Regions from separate parts of the Mus musculus genome. Here region 2 is linked to region 1. The links are chromatin loops, found by intact Hi-C in ENCODE. Cell type or tissue: heart. All regions are shown on one strand. Links, peaks and the distances in the headings refer to the core of each region. The heading gives the core; the rest is flanking DNA.

Region 1 (2,902 bases), core at 403-2,902:
CCCACCTTACAAGGTCCCAACAACAAACTGAAGTAGGATCCCACAAAGTTCACTCTGGGGAACCCGCCTGAGTTTATTGGTCACAGGGTACAAGCTGGCAAGGAACCCAGCATGGAGGATGGCTTTCCCATACATAGGCAAATAAACAAAGCACCCTTCTGTTAGCCTTTCCCAGCAGACATACTCTCCCTGCTAGAGACCTAGCATCTCCCAATACCTTGAGGTTGGGCCCCCTGAACACACTAAGCACAATCAAGGCAGAACTGCACACAGATGGCTTTGAGAAGAGGTTACAGTCTCTAATGACCTTGCCCAAACGCTGTTCTGAGGAAAGGTCAACGGCCCACAGGCCTCTCCTGTTGGTTTCTTGCAAGCAGGTACAACTCATCTGATCATGGCAGCTGGTTTTTTTTTGGGGGGGGCATACTCCAGAACACCTGCCTTATAATACCCATTCCCCCTCAAGCTATGCCATAGGAACAGAACACCTCTCTACTGATGTCCCGCTATGCTTTTTTTTTTTTTTTTTTTTTAATGTTCTCAAAGGTCCCAGGCCCTTGAGAGGATATGGCGCCAAAGGCTCAGTCAAGGAATGGTCAGTTGAAACATGGGACTTTGGGATAAATTCCAAATGTCCTCTAATGACATTCAGTCTAGTCACCCAGGCCCAAGCCTGGATGTATGTCATGGTCTCGACATCCTGTCTCTTACAGAATCATCCTAGTCTCCACTCCGCTCCCTAGCAGCACCCTTCCTGGTGACATTTAGAGCTGTGGAAAAAGCCCTGCCCAGGGCCCCACCCCAGAATTGCATCTTCTGCGAGGTTCCTCCTAAACTTCAGCCCATCCCCTATAGCTCCAGTATCCTCGTGTTATCCATTTCATATTGGTTGTTATGGCAACCCGACTCAACTTTCATATTGTTCTCACCTTTTGTTCTGAGGCCAGAGAGTCTCCTCACTTCACTGGATATCACCTGCTACTAACCCCGACTAAGATCTCCACGTGGATCCTCTTCTCACTTGCAGGAGAGGGCTCCTGGGAAAAGCAGGCTCCTTCATGGAGTTGTAAAGGAATCCCCACAACAGAAGAGCAAGCCAGCAGCCAATACCCAGAAAGGATTCCAGGCTCTCCCAGAAGCCTGTCGGCCAAGCCTAACTGTGATAAGGTCGGACCCTCTGTGAGACCTGCTCCACGCCTGCCTGTGATCTAGGCTTTACATCTGACCTTTGTTTTGATCCCTGGCAGAGTAATTTTACATTCAACCTTGGCATGGCCCATCTACCAAGTCTTTTGTGTTCAAATAGGCTAGACGAGCCAGTCAAAGGCATGACAGCATCAGAGAGCAAAGATGGGTGGGCAGCTGGGATGAAATGCTTAAAACGTGATGATAGCCCGGTTACTGTTGTCTCGGTTCTGCTCTGACTTAGGAAAACAGCAAACATCTCTGTGTCCCCTGCCTGCCCCAGGCGCCAGCTGTAGGCCTGAACCATGGCAGAAAAGGAGAGGTCAAATCGGATAAAGATAGGAATGCAGAACCAGCTCCAGAGGGAAAGGATTATGTGATGCCAAGGCATCATTAACCCTGGATGCTTGGTGCCGCAGACCTCCATGAACCTCCCAGAATCCTTTGGAACCCGCTTAAATGAAACCTGGGATTAAATCGGATCCGCCAGGTGGCAGCCTTCCCCTTGCTCTGCCGACAGAGCCTACAGTGCGCAAAAACCACCACCAGAGGGCTACACACGGCCGGCAGGCTCCAGACAGCTGGTTACCTAGCAACTGTGACGCAACGGGTCCTGTTTCCACCCCCCTCAAGGCCTCCTAGGTTATTTCTGGCAAAACAGACTGTTGCACAAGGAGTGGCTTCAGGAATCCTAGAACCCTTCCCACTTAAGCCAGAAGGATCTAAAATGGTCCAGCGGGCCCCCAACCCCGCGCCATCCTGGCGTCTAAGGGGCTGAGCCGCTACCTCTGCTTCCCAGATGCATTTCCCGTGCAGCTTTGTAGCCCCACAGGACTGAAGTCACCCTGATTTCCCTGGTGGCTAAAGGGAAGCAGTGCCTCCTTATCCCCTCCAGGGCTAGATTAATGGGCATGTGACCCTCAGTAGACCTTGAACTTTCTGTTCTTCTGCTATACTGAAGGGAGCTAAAGAAGGGAACAGCAAAACCCAGCTTGGATTTTCAGTAGTCTTGAATCTACCCCTCCCCTCAAGCCCTCTCTGTCCCCTGCTTCAAATCTCTTCCAGTTTGGATGGCCCTGGTAACACTTCAGGTAGGTAAATGTGGCCTGACAAGCCACAAGCGGCACCAAGAAAATGAGGCAGACACAAGACACGGAGTGTGTTGTAATGACTTCAAAGCCGGTGCCGTCTGGGCTGTGAAAGTCAAGGGGCCACTGGCCTGGCATGGGCAGTGACTCCAGGCACATCCCTGGGTCTGAGGAATGCCTGGCCCTGGTGCTGGGTTCCTAGGGTCTGTGAATCGCCAAGGTGGGGTCTCGGAGGGGCACCATCCTGCAGGTCACACAGGCATGTGCAGCTCGTTGTACTCGTCCTGACCATCCTCGTCAAAGTTCGGCTCCGCATCTTCAGAGTCCAGCTGCAGAAGAGAGCACGGGGTTGGGAAAGGCAGGGGGACAGACAAACGTTTCTCCTGTTCCTTACATCCTCTTCTCAACACCTATTCTCTCTCCAGGACCCCAGCTTGAAGTACTTCCCTGCCTCAAACCTTCATTTCCAAATCACCCAGAATGCCCAAATGGACTAGTACAATACCAACAGTGACACAGGATGCGTATGCTTAGGATCCTGGGATCCTGGCGCCTCTGTGCCCCATATCTGAGCTGAAAGAATTGCAAAATTCGGACTGTGAGGTGACTCAGCAGATAAAGGTGCTTGC
Region 2 (2,902 bases), core at 137-2,636, 110 kb after region 1:
CTGGGATTTGAGTTAGGCTTCCGGAAACTGGGAAAGAGAAGGTTATTGAGAGAGGTAAAGGTCAGAGTACATTGGGCTAGGCAAACTGGGAAAGGGGTGGAGTCAACAGGGTGGGCAGGATGGGTTAGTCAGAGGTATTGGGAGGATGCTTGGAAGTTTTACTTGAGCAAAATGACTCCAAAGGGAGACCCGAGACTCCCTGGGCAGAACCTGAGAGGTTTCCCAGGGAGCCTCTTCACAGCCCAGGGACTCCCCCCACTCCCCACAAAGGAAGCCTTTTCTGTTCTTTCCTGTCCTGTGGGGGCTCCTGACTCCCCTGGCTGGCTGGCTATCTTCATAAACTATACAACCTTTGAACTCCTAAGGAGCATTCTATAGATCCAGTCCCCAGTCTCCAGATCCCAAGGGCCACTTCCTTGACCCACCCCAGCTCAGAATTCTGGACCTGGTGCTGACCAGGGGGTGGGAAGCTAGCGTGGGGCAGACGTGAGCAGGAAGGGACAGGGATGGAGGGGTGTGCCTGGCCTGGCCAGGCCTGGCTGGCGAGCGAGCAGCAGTGACAAACGGGCTGTGCGGGGGCCGAGGGGCGGGGGGCGGACGGCGGCTGATTTATCTGGGTTATTTATGCCACGGACGAGGCAGGAGAAGCGGTTAATGAGAGTCCCGGCCAAGGGGGGATGGGAAGGACCGGACGTGATCTGAGGCAACTGAAGAGGGTTAGCATCCCACCGCCAGGCCCTGCCCCCACTGTCACCGGTACTCTCTGCACCCCGACAGGGCCCTCCCGGGGCTATCCCAGGGAAGCATCCACTCCTCTGTCAGGCATCTATTCCTATTTGGGTATTCTCAAGCGGAGGTCATTGGTCACCAAGAATGAAGAGGGTGGGATTCAAGCTTAGGGAAATCCTGGAGGAACTAGGGAGGGGATGTGGAAAGGGAGGACAGGAAGAAAGATACATCCTGACTGGCTAGAAACAGACAAGTTTGAGGGGTCAGTGGAGAGGGCTGAGGTAGAAGAGGGAGGGTGGGAGTAGGTAGGCACCCCACAGACCCTAAGCAGATGCCAGAGAGAGGGCAAAGGGCCTCTAGGCACTCATCCCTGGTGTCAGACAGGGAGCCCTGAGATGGGGGTCTGAGTGACAGAGAGGCTAGGCAGGAGGTGGCGCTGGTCAGAGAGCAGAGAGAGCAGGAAGGAGGGAGAGAAGATCCCGAGAAGGAGGGGGAGAGGGCTTTGCAGCAGCGAAAGCTGCTGGGAGCAGATAAGGCAGCACGGCAGCAGGAGGGATTAAAGCTCCGAGGGGCATGGGGGGGTGGGGGGTTGTTGCCGAGTGGGATGATGGGAGGGGGCAGGGAGGAGAGGGTTGAGGGCAAGACACCCGGCCGCAGAGACGAGCAGAGAAAGGAGAGCTTTGAGGAGGCAGGTTTAATCAGGGGCTATTAACTAGGAGAGGAGAAAGAAGAAAACTCTTGATCATTCGTTCTGGGAAGGAGGACTTTTCTGTCTACACCCCACACATGCCTGGGGTGGCAAAACTAAGCCAAGCGATGAACTGGGGAGGATAGAGGACTGCCGAATAATAGGGTTGGCAGAGGCTGGCCCCAGGAGCCGCTCAGAACGGATCTGGAGATACCGAGGGCACACAGCGCCTCCTCGCGGCGGTCAGTGGAACACAGGCGCGTCAAAGGAATAGGTCACTGATGCTCAGTCCACTGGGGTAGACACCCCACCTGACTAGGGGTAGGCCTCCTTATGGGGAGGGGTACAGTCTTGGAAAAGAGTAAGTTGCTACCCAGGGTGGGCTCCCAAGGCGTCCCTTACCATCCCTTGACCTACCAGAAGGTGTTCTTGGTGCCAATGAAACCCCTTGCTCCCCTAAATCTAGCCTAGGACAGTTCAGAGATGGCTTGGTGACAGAAGGCAGCCTTAGTGGGAAGAGAGGAAAGAAGAGGGGGGTGCGGGAGGGGAGCGGAGGTGGCAGGCGGGGCTGGGTAATTGCGTGTTTGCCAGTTCTCAGTCTCTGCACACAGGGAGCGTGTGTTGGTGGGTGTTGCTTCCCTTTGAGGAGTGTCTGTTGGCAGAGGTGTCAGTGTGTCTATCTCAGGGGTCTGGGCTCTCCTTGGTTCCCACCCCCTTTGTGTTTTGGGGAGCATGGCTCTGGGCACACCCAGCTGTGTTCCGTGCTGATGCGGCAGATGTGGCGGGCCCCAGCTGTGCCTGCTTCCCAGAGAGGGGGAGGAGGCTGCAATCTGCTCCCCCATAATGGCTGCTAAATGCCAGGGGGAGGGACTAAGATGGAGGTAGGATTGGGACCTGGGCAACCCCAGCAGGACATGAGTGAGAGAGGGCACTGCTCCCCCCACACAACCCCACTCTGACCAGTCCCTCCCCAACACTAGCCAGCATTCTTGGCTCTCTATCTCGATTGCTCCTGAAGCCCATCCAAATTTTTCTCCATACTCAGTCCCTGTCCTCAGCTCTCCTCCCCTGTCACCCCATCCAGCTTGATGCCAGGGACCCAACCCCCCCTCCCCGGCCCCCAGCTCGCTCCCCTTCGCTGATTTTACAGAATAATCTTTTTATGGAAACTGGGAGGAAAAAAAAAGCACTAATGGCTGGGAGCACACCCCTCCCCCGCATCCCTCCCCCTGCTCACTGCCACCCCACTTCCACCCCAGTTCCTTCTGGCTTCTCCCTTCTCAAACCCACCCCTGAACCAGTACCCTCCTACACCTATATCTCCATGAGGCTAATGAAGGTTGGGTGCACATCCCCAGAGTAGCAGATAAGGGGGCTCCCTGCTACCTCTCTGGAGGCAGAGTGGCTCCCACATCATGGGCTGTGAGCTCCTCCCTTAGACAGACAGATGGGGCTTTGGCTTCTCCCAGTGCAGAAGAGTGGTCG

Evidence for each region. Peaks named below come from ENCODE experiments on the same cell type or tissue, not always from the same donor. Only the 100,000 strongest peaks of a DNase experiment are listed, where the experiment ranks them.
Region 2: it touches region 1 in a loop (7-fold over the local background); 1 of 42 quality-filtered maps calls a loop at or near these places.

What each region holds. Positions count from the first base shown.
Region 1 is chr1:75,558,513-75,561,414 of GRCm38, reverse strand. Slc4a3 (solute carrier family 4 (anion exchanger), member 3) reads right to left here. Exons shown (of 23, transcript NM_001357150.1): 23 at 2,332-2,602. The coding sequence ends at 2,525. Among named protein-coding and RNA genes, the nearest start is that of Slc4a3, 14 kb to the right of the region's middle. In heart, for the core only: a CTCF peak has its summit at 1,706 (motif pointing right); DNase peaks (open chromatin) are centred at 1,704 and 2,444; H3K4me3 peaks cover 732 bases; H3K27ac peaks cover 1,425 bases.
Region 2 is chr1:75,444,666-75,447,567 of GRCm38, reverse strand. No RefSeq gene overlaps it. Among named protein-coding and RNA genes, the nearest start is that of Asic4, 4.4 kb to the left of the region's middle. In heart, for the core only: a CTCF peak has its summit at 1,664; a DNase peak (open chromatin) is centred at 1,667; H3K4me3 peaks cover 2,474 bases; H3K27ac peaks cover 2,500 bases; H3K27me3 peaks cover 1,552 bases.